Regions from separate parts of the Homo sapiens genome. Here region 2 is linked to region 1. The links are chromatin loops, found by intact Hi-C in ENCODE. Cell type or tissue: mesothelial cell of epicardium. All regions are shown on one strand.

Region 1 (8,000 bases):
CTCTTCAGGTGAGGTGAACTTGTAAAAATACCTGAGAATGGTTGTGAAACTGTAGTGTGCTGCTGCTGTGACTTCTGTTTTATTTTTTTCATTTCATTTACTTTTCTATATACGAGTGTGTGTGTTTGTGCACACACACAGAGTATATATAAGACATAGATACTTATAGTACATAGAAATGTATTTGTATAAATACATGTATGATGTTGAAAGTTTGAGATTCTTTGTTTTTTGATAAAAACTAGTTAAAATTGTTATTAAGATCTGAAAATTAATTCAGTCAGTTTTAAGAGACATAGAAATTCAGAGCAGCAATCCCTGTTTGGTAAATGCTTCTGTGGGGGACAACATTCTCCACTAAGGTAATTTTGAGCCACAATCTTAAATCAAACCACGAAAGATAGAAATTATTTCCTTGGAATAAGCTGTGAACAGTATTACCTAAGGCTTTGGATAATTTCAAATGAAATGCTGAATTTAGTATATTGAATGACACAGCATCTTTATTTTAAAATGGAACAAGTCAATAAGGTATTTACAGGAACACACAGCTTGAATAATAAAATGTGTGTGAATAGATCTTAATAATTCATTCCATGTGCTGATGCAATTTGATACAAACTCAAGCGTTTTAATAAGAACTGTAAGCTGTTTTTTGAAATTATGTATTGGATTAGAGAGAGAGAGAGAACAGACCAATTAAGCAACGAAAAAGAAGCGGGGAATTGCTAATGCTGAATGAGTAGGAGCCATCTGGAACTATAAAGCGTCCCCAACAACCTACAGCTTCCCACACAGATCGTAACCTCCTCCTCCGATACCCGCCCCCACTACTTTGTGTAGGAGTTTATCTTTTCCAGCTATCACTATGGGTAGGGTAAAAACTACTTTTATAAAAATTACCTTCATGGTTACTGAAAGCTGAAGAGGAATACTTCACTAACCATGGGTCATGACTCATAGCGTAAATACTTATCTAGTAAGCATTTATAATATTTCTTTGGTGCTAATTTTCTCATTGAATAAAGTTTGCTTTCATTTTGTTTCATCCACATCATAGCGGCACTTTCTGGCTGAGCTGCTTAACCCTCTGAATTCAACTATTTGCAGAGGCATAAAGAATTTTGATGACTATTTCATTATGCTTCCTCTAAAAATATGTTTTAAAGTCTCTAAAGATTGTTGACTGTGTGCAAAACACTCTAAAGCTTGTTTCAAAGTAACATAAAGCATTTAGATGAGAAAAGGGAATATACACAATCCACTTCAGCTACACATAAACTGGTTCATGTGTTAAGGACAGTTCTAGAACTTTGGAAACTTGGATAAGGACGCTCCTTCTGAGTATAGTTCTCATAGCACAATCCCAAAGACACTGGAACCAACTTCAACTCCCACTGAGCTTAGAACCTACCCTTTACATTACCCTAGAAAAACAAACACACTCTTTTATGTAACCCCTCTCCCCATTCTCCCCCTTCTTTTACAAATTATATGCTAAAATGCTCCCAACGTACTTATAAATAGATCCAATAAGACATCAATTTCTACACCTTCCAAGAGGGAGGGGAAACAATCACAGGAAATGAGGTGAAAACAAATACTATTGGCCGGGCGCAGTGGCTCACGCCTGTAATCCCAGCACTTTGGGAGGCCGAGGCGGACAGATCACGAGGTCAGGAGATCGAGACCATCCTGGCTAACACGGTGAAACCCCATCTCTACTAAAAATACAAAAAAAATTAGCCAGGCGTGGTTGCAGGCGCCTGTAGTCCCGGCTACTCGGGAGGCTGAGGCAGGAGAATGACATGAACCCGGGAGGCGGAGCTTGTAGTGAGCCGATATTGTGCCACTGCACTTCAGCCGGGGCGACAGAGCGAGACGAGACTCTGCCTCAAAAGAAAACAAAATAAAAACAAAAACAAACAAACAAAAAACAAACCAAATGTTATTAACCAAATTACTAAAATAAAGGAAACTTGAACACTAAAGAATAAATAATTTTCACAAGAACATTCTAAAGCAAATTGTAGTATCACTTTATTTTCATTATTGTAGTAACATTTCTTCAATGACTTGGTATCAATAAATTGTATACAAATAAAAGTCCTGTGTTGGCTTAATATTTCATTTTTCAGCTTTTGTGTTAGGGTCTATAAACAAGTTTATTGGTACCTGTGTTTACAGATGCACCATATTTAAATGTAGTATAAAGTCTGATATATATGAGAATACGATGGGATATGTGTATGTGTGCTCCTGTGTGTCTGTATGTGTGCCCTTGTGTGTGCAAGAGGGTGTGTGGAAGTGTTTGTGTATGTATAAAATGCTGTGTGTCTGTTTAATTAAGAGTGTTTCTGATAGGATATGATTCTAGTGGGTTAGGGAAGAAGAAGGTGAGAGGAGAGTAGGCCAAGGTTGACACAGAGGAAGTAAATAGGTAAATAGAGAGAAGTCAGGCACAGTAACAAGGTAAGCAGGATATTGGTGTATGCTTCCCCTGGTTTATCTGACATTTTCCCCTAGGTGTTCCTACTCATCACTAGCAAACCTAAATCTATATTGACCCATCTGCACCTCTGGAATTCTCAGCATCAATCTCAAATTATTGAAACTAGTCTTTTGAGGATAGCCTGAAATATTATTTTGGCGAAAGAAAAAAAAATCTCGGGCTGGGTGCGGTGGCTCATACCTGTAATCCCAGCACTTTGGGAGGCCGAGACAGGTGGATCATGAGGTCAGGAGTTTGAGACCAGCCTGGCCAACATGGTGAAACCTCGTCTCTACTAAAAATACAAAACTTAGCTGGGCGTGGTGGTAGGCGCCTGTAATCCCAGCTACTTGGGAGGCTGAGGTAGGAGAATCACTTGAACCCAGGAGGCAGAGGTTGCGGTGAGCCGAGATGGCGCCACTGCACTCCAGCCTGGGCAACAAGAGCGAAGCTCCGTCTCAAAAAAAAAAAAAAAAGAAAAAGAAAAAGAAAAAAAATCTCTACATATATTTTCCAAAATCATATTTGAAAATCTCAATGATTTAATTGATTTATAGATAAATTGTTGGTAAAATACATTCCTTAAGTGAATTTAAATATAATAAAGTAAGGTTTCATTTATCCTCTGATTAAAGTGATATTTTATTGAAATTTTGTCATTTAAATAATGACCTTTCCCTTTGTTCAGTGCCATTGCTTATATAAATTAATGTTTCAGCAGAACAACGGTGAGTGGCAGACTCTCATTGTGTGTTTCTAAAGTTGGTCAGATACTGCTAAATGTCATTGTAATTATCTCAGAAGTTTCCCATTTGGCGTTATGTGGATGAGAAAAACTGTTTCTTGGCTAGGCTAAAGTCTCTCTAGCCTTGAAATTATTAGGTTATCTGTAATCTAAAATATTTCATAACAGGTCAATAACAAGAATAAAAATTTGTCATCTGGTGTCAGATTTTAAAACTAAGTTTATACCTACCTATTTATAATTTTAAAATGTTTACTTTGACTTTCATATCCTCCAAATGTAATTTCCCCCCAAATCTTTTACAATTATATATTTTAAAACTTTTTGTTTACATTTAATTTTCCAGAAACTATATTCATAAATTTTTTCTGCATCAACTTTATTTTTAATACTTAAATGTCTTGAAATATGTATGATAAAACTCTGCTGCATACATATGAGTAGGGAAAGAGCCGTGTCTTTAACACTGCCTCTAGCAGATAGTGTTTATTACTAATTTTCTTTCTGTGGGAGGTAGGGGAGATTACATAGTAAGAGTAGAAATATTAATTTATTTTTTGTCATTTATTCACTCAGTCAATATCTATAGAGTACTTCTGATGTGCCAGGCACTGTTTTAGGTGGAGAACAGAAGTAAACGAAACAAAATTGTATGCCCTGGTGGAGCATAAGATTAACTAGAGAAAGACAGAATGCTAACAAACAAAACATGGAATGTGTCAGAGGGTGATAAGTATGCAGAAATACAAAACAGAGACGGGGAAGGGGTGTGGGATTTGGTAGTCAGAGAAGGCTCTACTGAGAAGGTGATATTGAAGCCCAGATAGAGAGAGGGCAAGGGAGTGTGGGAAGGTGTTCCAGGCCCAGGCAACAGCAAGGGCAAAGGTCACAAAGAGGAGGTATGCTGAAGGGAGAGGAGAGAGGATGAGGTCAGAGGAATTAAAAAGGGCACATTGCATAGGACTCATAGTCCTTCATAAGGCTGTTGGCTTTTACTCTGGAAGACACTGAAAGACATTAGATATTTATGAGTGGAGAAAAAACGTAATCTCACTTTTTTTTTTTCCCCCAAAGGAATCTTTCTAGCTGCTATGTTCAGAATAAACTTTAGGGGAGCAGGGATAGAAATGGGACCAGTAGGAGGCTATTTCAGACACAGGATTCTGATGATAGGGTTGTGTGGGTGGAGTATAAGCTGAAGTTAGACCAAAAGGATTTGCTGGTGGAGTGGATGGGAGGTATTCGAGAAAAAATATTCAAGGATGGGCCAGGCACGGTGACCCACGCCTGTAATCCCAGCACTTTGGGAGGCTGAGGCGGGCGGATCATGAGGTCAGGAGATCGAGACCATCCTGGCTAACGTGATGAAACCCCGTCTCTACTAAAAATACAAAAAAAATTAGCCGGTCGTGGTGGCAGCTGCCTGTAGTCCCAGCTACTCGGGAGACTGAGGCAGGAGAATGACACGAACCCAGGAGGCGGAGGTTGCAGTGAGCCAAGATCATGTCACTGCACTCTAGCCTGGAGAACAGAGTGAGACTCCATCACCAAAAAAAAAAAAATCAGAATTCAAGGATGACGTCAGGCCAGGTGCTGTGGCTCACACCGAGGCAGGTGGATCACTTGAGGTCAGGAGTTCAAGGCCAGCCTGGCCAAAATGGTGAAGCCCCCTCTCTACTAAAAATACAAAAATTAGCTGGGCATGGTGGCAGACACCTGTAATCTCAGGTACTTGGAATGCTGAGTCAGGAGAATCTCTTGAACCCAGGAGACAGTTCTGTAGTGAGCTGAGATCATGCCTCTGCACTCCAGCCTGGGCAACAGACTGAGACTCTGTCTCCAAAAAATAAAAATAAATAAATTAAACTAAATTAAATTAAATTAAAAAACAAGAATTATGTCAAAGTTTTTGGTGTGAGCAACTAGACAGCTTGTGTTGCCATTCACTGAGATGGGGAAGCCTATGTGAGGAGGAGGTTGAAGGTTTAAAGAGGAAGATCTAGAATTCAGTTTGTGAGATGTTAGAGTTAAGATGCAAATTAGACATCCAAGTAGAGCCATCAAGTAGGAAGTTGTATATATCACCTGGGAATTAAAGAGAGAAGATCAGCTCAGAGATATTGATTTGGGAAGCATCTGCAAATAGATGGTACTTAAGGCCCTGAGATTACATGAGAGATCACCAACACACTGAGTATAGAAGAGGTCCAGTGATTTAGCCCTGGGCCACTCCAATATTAAAAGAATAGGAAAGACGAGAAATCAGAAGAAAGACTGGTAAGAAGCATCAACTTACCAGGGAGAAAACCAGACAGTATGGTGCCCTGGAAGCCAAGTGAGGAGGGAGGATCTGCTGTGCAATCACTTGTGATAAGTAAGCGACCTGAAAATTTCCCACTGGTTTTTAAAAAGTGGACTTCATTTAGTGACCTTGACAGGAGCTATTTATTTTGGAGGATTGAAGTGAAAGCCACATTGAGAGAGCTATAGAAAATATAGAAGAATGTGGGAGTCAAGACAAATTTTAGTATTAACTTGGTATTCTGCTGTTCAGTTGACCTCCCCTGACTCAGGCCTTGATATACCCAGATGTCAAAGGTTAGAAACCATCACGGTAGCTCACCGCAAACCCCTGGGGAATCATGACTAGAATTCTTCCTCTAATTTTAGGAGATGGAAGACAGCACAAGAGAGTTTTTTTTTTTAAATGGAAAGAAAGTGAAGATCAAAATTATTAAGCAATCAATAAGATTATTAATAATCTTTAATTTTTATTCCTTCTGTCTCGAAGCTGTGTCTTCTCACTGCTCTTTCCTCTAAACTACCATGTTCAGTTATTACCGCCCACAAGCCTCCAAATAAAACTCTCACAGTAGTAAATCACAGGCCCCAAAGAGTCAAAGTTAATGCCTTGTTAAAACATAATGGATAGAACATTATGTTGGTCTGGCCACTGAGGGCCTGTGTGAAAAAGGGAACAGATGGCAGGAGTCCAAACTTACAACTGCAAACATAGCTAGAGAGTTGGGCATGGTCAGCCCAGTGGGAGATAGATTCAGGCAATCCCCAGGGAGGTATGGGGTAATGACTGGGTTAGCAGGGTCAAGGATGAAGGAGATGGCTTCAGCCAGGGTCATGAATAGGAAGTGTACATAGTCAAGTTGGAAAAACTGGCTGAAGTATGGTCAAGGAAGAGGGTCAAGGCTAGTTCAGAGGTAAGACAGACCTTTAGACCAGAAATGACCTTTTTGCTTCATTGTGCACCATTATGCATTACTTCTTATCCCAGTTACCCTCAGTGATCCATCCTCTGTGATCAAGTCTGCAGCTGGCCAGCTCCTTGTCTTAGACCATTTTCTGCTGCTATAACAGAATACCACAGACAGAGTAATTTAAAAAGAATAGAAGATTATTTGGCTTACGGTTCTGGAAACTGGGAAGTCCAAGAGGATGGTGTCAGCCTCTCCTGAGGGCCTTCTTGCGGAATCATAACATAGTGAAGGGCAAGAGAGAATGCGGGACAGAGAGGATGGGAGTCGGAACTTCACCTTTTTATCAAAAGCTCACACATGAAATAATTAACCCACTCCTGAGATAATGACACTAAACCATTCATGAAGGCAGAGCCCTCAAGCCCTAATCACCTCTTAAACATGCCACCTCTTAATCCTGTTACAATGGCAATTAAACTTTTAACATGAATTTTAGAGGGGACATCCAAATCATAGCACTCGTCAATATCCAAGGCACAGGTAAGGTTTGATAGAATGTTTCTCACATAAAGAAGTCCTTGGAATTCTTCAGGCGCCCAGCCTAGTGCTGAAGCTAGAACTTGGATACTGATCAGACCAGGCAGACAGGATGGCAAATCGCCATGGTTACCAGGTTCCTTCCTTATTCTCAGTCTCTCATCCCCATGAGTCTTCCTTTTCTGACTACTTCTGATGATAACTAGAATTACTGTCTGCATCAAAGGCAAGAGAGTTTTCACTGCATGTGATGGAAATTCAAACCAAACCAACTTAAATGGAAATCATTGGTTTATGTAATTTACAATTCCAGAGGTTTCAGGTACTTCAGGCATCAGGCTTATATATTTCTGTCTTCAAGTCCTTGCTCCCTAACAAACCCAGAGAGGTACACACTAAGTATGACCATTCCCTTTAACATACTGTAAGTATTTATTCTTAGGACATCTAAACTGATGTTCTATTCATGTAAATTATAAGAAGTGTGGCATCTTAGATAAGGAAGAGATTCTCCAGCTTGAAAATCATATTATTATAATATTTTTTCATATTATATGTAATTTCTTCTGCAGACAGCTTCTTTCAGTTTACACAAACCTTAATTCAGTACTTTTTAGTTTTTCCCAACAGAAACTCTTCTCTATGAAGCATGAGTGAGCAATGCAAATTTACCAATGATTTTGCAGAGGACATTAAGGGAGAGCTTGCATTGCATGACATATGGTATTTAACTCCAAAAATCGCCATAAATTTTTCTCAACCTTTCTTCTCAGTTACCAGCCTTTAGATCTCCCGCTGACCATCCTTCCCATGTGAAGTCTCAAATCTCTCCCCTCCTAAGCAGATAGTAGAGCTCTCCCTCATTCCTTGAAATCTATCTCAGGTGCCAGCCAACCTGTAACCCTGGAGACTCCAAACAGGCTCACCAAAGTGTTAACTCCAAAACTGAGTCTCCTCCGGGTGGAAACTCTTGGAATATGACCAAGAAAAGAATTTTTTCTTTGTTATTTGCATT
Region 2 (8,000 bases), 180 kb after region 1:
GGGTCTTGCTGTGACTGCTGTGGGGGTTGGGCGTGAGGTTCCCAGGTCAATGGAGTTATGTTCCTCAGAGAATTATGGCTGCCTTTGCTGTGTCATGCAGGTTGTCAGAGAAGTGGGGAAAAGCCACCAGTTACAGGCATCACCCAGCTCCCACACAACCCAGAGGGCTGGTCTCACTCTTACTGTGTCACCCCCAACAGTACTGAGTCTTTAGGCAGTCGGGGAGCAGAGCTGAGAACTTGCCCAAGGCTACCTGCCTCTCATCTGCAAAAGTAAGTAGGGCTTTCATGCTTCCCTCACTTGTGGAGTCTACACACCGGATTCACTTCCTCCCTCGAGTTCTGGCCAGGATACTTCTTGATCTGTTCAAGTTGTTACAGTTCAGCTGGAGGTTTCTTTTCCTGTCACCTTTTCCCAGTACCTCAGGCAGCCCACCCGAAGGACCACTGTGAAGCAAGGGAGAAATGGCTTGCCAGCAAGCCTACGGGGCTTTTCCCGCTGCTTCTTCTACGTCTGTATTTTACTCAGTTCTCTAAACTGACTCAGCTCCAGGTAAGGTCAGAATCTTCTCCCATGATCTAGACCTTCAGGTTCCCCAGTGAGAATGTGTGTTTGGAGGCAGATGGTCCCCCTTTCTCATTTCCACACTTTGGACGCTCACCATATTTGGAGTGTCTCCCGGGTCCTATAGGAGCAATCTGCTTTCTTCAGAGGGTCTGTGGGTTTTCTCTGTTTTCCTGATTTATTCCTACAGTCATTCTGGAGCAAAAGTTCACAATGCAAGCCTCCACATGCTGCTCTGTCCATCTGAGTGGGAGCTGCAATCTAGTCCTGCCTTCCATCTGCCATACTCTCTATACCGTATTTTTTTATATAAATCTGTCTGTTAATGAATACTTAGGTTGATTTCATATTTTTGCTACTGTGAATAATGCTGCACTAAATAGGAGTGAAGATATTGCTTCAATACACTGATCTCCTTTCCTTTAAATGTATATCCAGTACTGGGATTAATGGATCATATGGTAGTTTTATTTTTAGTTTTTTGAGGAATCTTTATACTGTTTTCCATGGTGTCTGTACTAAGTTACATTCCCACCAACAGTGTATAAGTATCCTGTTTTCTCTGCATCTTCACCAGCATTTGTTATTTTATTTTTTATTTTTTGTCTTTTTGATAATAGCTATTCTAACTGGGGTGAGGTGATCTCATTTTGGCTTTTATTTGCATTTCCCTAGTGATTAGTGATGTTGAAAATTTTCATATACCTGTTAGACATTTGTATGTCTTCTGGAAAATGTCTACTTCACTCATTTGCCCAGTTTTTAAATTGGATTTTTCTTTTTTTCTTTTTCTTTTATTTTTGCTATTATTTTACTTCCTTGTATATTCTGGCTATTAATTTCTTGTCAATAAATAGCTTGCAAATATTTTCTCCCATTCTTCAGGTTGCCTCTTCCCTCTTTTGATTATTTCCTTTGCTGTGCAGAAGCATTTTAGTTTGATATAATTCCATCTGTCTTTTTTTTTTTTTTTTTTTTTTTTTTTTTTTTTGGTTTGTTGCTTGTGTTTTGAGCTCTTATTCGTAAGTTGTTATTTTTTTTTCCTGGCCTTTGTCCTGAAGCATTTCCACTATACTTTCCCTTAATTTTATAATTTCCAGTCTTACATTTAAGTCTTTTGAGTTGATTTTTGTATATGGTGAGAAAGATGGATCTGATTTCATTCTTCTGAATGTGGATATCCAGTTTTTCCAGCATCATTTATGGAAGGGACTGTCTTTTCTCCAATGTACATTCTTGGTAGCTTTCTTGAAAATCAGTTGGTTGTAAATGTATGGATTTATTTCTGTCTTTTCTATTCTCTCCCAATGGTTTATATGTCTGTTTTTACAACAGCATCCTGCTATTTAATTAATATAGCTTTCTAGTTCATTTTAAAGTCAAGTGGTATGATGCTGCCAGCTTTGTTTTTTTTGTTCATGATTGCTTCGGCTATTCAGAGTCTTTTGTGGTTACATACAAATTTTAGAATTGTTTTTCTATTTTTGTGAACAATGTCATTGGTATTTTGATAGTGATTACATTTAATCTGTAAATTGCTTTGGGTAATATGGTCATCTTAACAATATTAATTCTTCCAATCTGTGAATATGGTATGTCTTTATTTTTTTTGTGTCCTTTTCAAATTCTTTTAACAGTGTTTTGTAGTTTTCATTGTAGAGATGTTTCACCTCCTTGGTTAAATTTATTCCTAGCTATTTATTTTTTTTACAGCTATTATAAATTGAATTGCTTTCTTGATTTATTTTTCATTTAGTTTATTATTGGTATATAGAAACATCACTGATTTTGTACATTACAACTTTACTTAATTTGTTTATCAGTTTTAAATGTTTTTTGTTAGTCTTTAGGCTTTTCTACATATAAGATCATGTCATCTGCAAACACGGGCAATTTGATTCCCTTCTTCACAATTTATATGCTCTTTATTTCCTTCTCTTGCCTTCATCTTTAAATTTTTTTTCTCCCCATCTTCTGTTCTTTGCCATTCTTTTCGTCATATCTTTTCTCCCTTGGGCACTTGTAATTAAGTGCTTATTTCTTAGATGTTTTTGTCTTTCTAAATTTCTTTCCTGAGTTTTGTCAGCATGTGTTCATACCTTGTTTTTACATTTCTATTTCTGGCCTTTGAATTTATTATTTTTCTGTTCTTTTATATCAGCAATTGCTTGTTCAATAACATTAAACGAAATTTAAATTTATTTATGTTGCAGTGTTGCTCTGCTTCTTGCTTTTCTTCTCTTTATTTATCTATCTCTCACTTTACCAAAATGTTTTGGTAATTATTTTCTGCTTCATAATTATCGGAAATTATAGTGGGTACTTGAGTGGTATTTTGTTTGTTTGTTTGCTTGATTTTGTTCATGTTTGTGTAGCGACTATACGGACCAGAATAGCAAGGGAGGAGTTTAGGTGATTAACTCAGTTTTTCTATTTCAAGAGTGCCCTCTAATGTTGCTACAGCGAAGTGCAGTTTCTTTAACAAATAGCTCTTTTTTGTTGTTGTTCTGCATTTTTCTTAGTTTTGATTCTATCTTGTTTTGGTAGAATATTTCATCTTAATCACTTTCTTCTTTTTTTCTCTTCATCATCAAACATTCAAGGAAACTTTCTGTTTCTGAGAAGCCTACTTATCCCAGAAACAATATCTTCCCGTAATAGTTGCCTATTGCTGCAAACAAACAACCCCAAAATTTAATGATTAAAAATAATAGTTTCTTTGTTTATGATTTTCTGTGATATCTGGGCATGGCTCTTTTGGGGCAACTTGCCTCTGTTTCTCATGGTGTCCACTGGGCCTATCCGTACAGTGCAATTTGGGCTGGAAGATCCAAGATGGCTTTGACTCCTTAGCTGGGATGGCTGGAATGCCAGGGCCTCTTTCTCCTGTGGGACTTTATCCCACAGGATAAAGACTTTCTAACTCTCCTCTACTCTCATGATTTTTTCTTTTCTTTTTTTTCCCAACACGGAGTCTCGCTTTGTCGCCCAGGCTGGAGTGCAGCGGCACAATCTCGGCTCACTGCAAAGTCCGCCTCCTGGGTTCACGCCATTCTCCTGCCTCAGCCTCCCGAGTGGCTGGGACTACAGGCGCTCCCCTACCACTACCGGCTAATTTTTTTGTATTTTTAGCAGAGACGGGGGTTTCGCCGTGTTTGCCAGGATGGTCTCCATCTCCTGACCTCGTGATCCGCCCACCTGGCCTCCCAAAGTGCTGGGATTACAGGCGTGAGCCACCGCACCCGGCCTCCTCTCGTGATTTCTAACTGAAGGTCATTTTTGTCTTAATGCAATCTCCGACAGGAGAGCTGGATTTCTTTACAGGGTGCTCAGAACTCCAACAGGGCACAGATGCAAGCTGTACAGTCTTCTAAGATCTAGCTTCAAAAGTTATATAGTCTCACTACAACATTCATTTGTTCAAAGCAAGTCACAATGCAAACCCAGATTCAAGACTCTACTTCCTAATGGGGGGAGTTTCAAAGTCACATTACAAAAAAAAAAAAAAAAAGACATGAGTGATGGGAGAGTTGTTATAGTTACCTTTGGAAACAATCTATCATGTTTCTCCAGACTGATGCATCTAGTCTCTAGTTCCATATACTTTATAAGCTTTTTATTTTTTGTAGCCCTTGCCAAGTCCTACCAGGGCTCAGATCTGTTTCCAGTATTCTTTTTCCAACTTGAAGTAGACTCTGTAGGTGAACCCTAACTGATGTTATCTGTCTTCCGCTGCTGCTATGACCCCATTGTACCTGTGTTCTCCTCCCTTTTGTGTCATTCCTACTTGACTTCACTCAATCCTCAGCTCCACAGCCGACTATACTATTCTTGGATGATTACTTCCACTCTCAAAAATAAATTGAAGTTTATAGAATTTATTTATCAGTTATGCTACAAATGGCTTAGTTATGTAGCAATAGGCCATTTCTCTTGCCATAGATATATAGGTAGAGAGAGAGAATATACATACATATATAGATGGATGGATGGATGGATAGATAAATGATAGGATAGATAGTTGGAAAGATTCAAATTTAGGCAGCTACCATTGTCCTATCTATCTTGTCTTAAAATTGAATCCTCATAGTTACAAATCTGAGATAGAGGATTTGCAATTCCATATGTCTTTAAAAATGTGTTATATTTTATATTTAAGTGCTACCTTAAATATTCTAATATATTAAAAAGCTTTATATTTGAAGACTATGCAAAAGTATATGCAGAATTTCCAGGCTATCTTTGGTTTTGATGCCCCCTAAGGTTAAGGTTTTCTTAGAGGTAATAGGAAAAAATTTAAATGGACGTAAGAGTAGAAGAGACTTTCACCAAAGGTTGTCTAGGTTTTTGTTCAGTGAATGGACATATTATCTCATTCCATCAAGTGACACCAAAATGCTTTCCAAGTCTTGGTCAATCACTAGCATGGAAATAAGAAGGAAAAGATATCATCCACAGATGATCCTGGGAAAGGCTGTTACTTGTCCGGATGCCCTGCCTGAAAAACAGCATGGTCTTAAAAGCATTTTAATGCCCAAATACACTTTAAACATTTTAATTGTTCTTTTTCCAAAATTAAAATTGAGAAACATATAATACCTAGTAGATATTACTGAACACTATATACATTTTAAATTTTCAAATTCTTTTTGCCCACAAAACTTTATTAGCAAACTTAACCCAAGGTTTTAAGAATTTTCCAAACTAAATTAATTGTTCTTATTCCAAAGATGAAAATGCAGTGCACCCAGCAATCAAATGGTACCAAGTAAGTGGAGAAATAATTTTTCTCTCTACTAAAGTCCTGCAGGTAGCAACTGAACATCTACTGAGTGGATTAAAGATAATCTGTTATTTTTCCTTATCTAGGTAAAGGTTGAGAGACTGTCTTGCCTAGAGAACAGAAGGCAATATGGTTAGCCTCTCAAAAGTAGAGTATTAGCCAGGTAGGTATTATAGATGCAGTTTCTTTAATTGTTAACAGTAGTTTATTTTTCTTCATTATAACTGAAATACCTTCTTACTCAAACTGTGATTGATAAATCAGCAGCATTGACATCACCTGGGAGTTTGTTACAATTATAGAAACTCAAGTACTATAGAATCAGAATCTACATTTTAACATGATCCACAATTGATTTCTAGTCACATTAGAATTTGAGAATCATTGGTATAATTTGTTCTTAAAAGACCTGACTCTTTAGGTAACCCCATAAGAAAGATACCTGTTACAGCAAGATTATTACTTACAATTTATAATAGATTCAGAATTTTTTTGAAATAGTAATGAAGTCCACAAATTGCATACCACTTAAATGAAAACTATTGTTGTTAAAAATATACAAAGATCAAGAAGAAATAGCCTTCACCTGTAAAGAACATACTAACATACAAGAGCTTTTTAAAATTAGGGATATAATCCCAAAACAAGACACTTAGAAATAATTTCTATAAGAGATCCATAGGCTATAGAGGCAGCACTGAGGAGGTCAAGGAAGACTACATAAAGGAGTTAGCATTTGAACTGGTCTTTCAAGGACAGAGAGAATTAAAGATAATGATGATGAGCAAAATCTTAATAGGCAGGAAAACCCAAGCAATTTATCTAAAATAAAGTGTACTTATAAAGGGGCATAAACTAAAAGCTAGGAAGGTAGGATAAGACCAGATATATTGTAGGCCCCTTCTCCAATTTAGTCCCCTCTTCTCATGGTAACAATCAGCATCCAAATGTGTAGGGTGTTTAAAATGTAATTTGTGGTAAAGGGGGAGGTTTTAGAACTAGACCAAGATATAGACCAAATCTTAGTTTTGACTTTTGTTAGATATGGGTCCTTAGTGAAATCAGTTGAACCTCTGAGCCTCATTGAATGTGGGTTATATTAATTCATGCACATAAAACATTCAGCATGATGCCTGGTACCTAATAATTATTATGTATGATATTATTATTATTATGTATGATATTTTATTATTATGTATAATTATTATGTATGATAACATTATTCTCTCCTTCTGGGTTTTGGTATCCTGCCAGTTTTATCACCTGCCAAGTAGTGCAGTAAATATTTCATGCCTTCATTAGTTTTGCTCTGGAGTTATAGAAATCCCATGTGAAAATGAAATAATAGCAAAGAATGCATCTCTATCTCTCCAACAAAATGTGATATAGCAATTCCTTAACCAAAAGTAATGAAAAATGCCTTAGATCTTAGACAGAGAATCATGTTATGTTAGAAGTTCTAACTATCATAAAGCATTAAGCCCCAAAGATGATTTCATCTCATCTATAAAATGGGAATAAAAGCCTACTTTTCAAAGTTGAAGGAAAGATAAAATTACATATATGAATTTTTACATCATTCAGTACAGGGCCTAGCATACAGTAAACATTGCATAAATGAGAGCTATAATCAACAATAATAATTACTATTTTATCAATAAGCTAGATAAGCAGCTCTTATCCCAGTTCCACTTGAGTGCATCCCTTTTAATGCTGCTTAGTAGAAAAGTAGAATGGAACCTACAGAAGTGGACAGTGTTTAAGTTTTCCTGTCCATTCAAGCCCTGCAACTCTTCACTGGATGACTTTGAGAAGTCTCTTAAAATTCTTTTTTGCCTCTCTACTGAAACCATCCTTGACAAGATCATGAAGTGTCTCTGCGTCAGCAAATCTAATCACTGAGTCTTGGTCCTCCTCTCACTTGACGTTTTGGCAGGATTTGATAAAGCTGATACTCTCTCCTTGACAAACTTTCTTTTTTTTATTTTAATAGCTTTAGGGATACAAGTAGATTTCAGTTACATGGATGAGTTGCATAATGGTGAAGTCTGGGTTTTTAATGTACATGTCACCTGAACAGCGTACATTGTACCCAGTAGGTAACGTTTTATCCCTCATTCCCTTCCCACCCTCCCCACTTCTGAGCTCCAATGTCCATTATACCACTCTGTATGCCTTTGCATACCCATAGCTTAGCTCCTACTTATAAGTAAGAATATGGGGTATTTGGTTTTCTATTTCTGAGTTAGTTCACTTAGAACAATGGCCTTCAGTTCCATCCAAGTTGCTGCAAATGACATTATTTCATTCTTTTTTATGGATGAGTAGTATTCCATGGTATAAATATACCACATTTTCTTTATCCATTCATTGGTTAATGGCCACTTAGGTTGATTCCATATTATTGCAATTGTGAACTGCCTGACATACTTCCTTAAAGCTTCAGCGACATCACTATTTTCCTTGGTTCTTCTTCCACATAACTTGCTGCTCTTTCTACCACACTTCTGTGAGCACCTCTTTTCTTAACTCTTGATGTTGAAGTACTCTAGGGATAGGCAGCACTTCCTTTATCTTCTCTATCTACTACCAACTAACTCCGTGCTGAATGTGTTCAGAGCTATGGCTTCAAATGTAATTATAGCTAGATCAC

Evidence for each region. A loop is a pair of places that touch in the nucleus more often than their neighbours do. Peaks named below come from ENCODE experiments on the same cell type or tissue, not always from the same donor. Only the 100,000 strongest peaks of a DNase experiment are listed, where the experiment ranks them.
Region 2: a loop joins it to region 1, with 32 times the contacts of the local background. A loop is called at or near these places in 4 of 110 quality-filtered maps.

What each region holds. Positions count from the first base shown.
Region 1 is chr4:121,242,773-121,250,772 of GRCh38, forward strand. No RefSeq gene overlaps it. Among named protein-coding and RNA genes, the nearest start is that of TNIP3, 82 kb to the left of the region's middle. In mesothelial cell of epicardium, no CTCF peak of the experiment used is centred here; no DNase peak of the experiment used is centred here.
Region 2 is chr4:121,418,790-121,426,789 of GRCh38, forward strand. The region is part of intron 1 of LOC107986309 (a long non-coding RNA gene); the gene reads left to right. Among named protein-coding and RNA genes, the nearest start is that of QRFPR, 42 kb to the left of the region's middle. RefSeq lists an enhancer at 1-498. In mesothelial cell of epicardium, CTCF peaks have their summits at 3,010 and 3,212; no DNase peak of the experiment used is centred here.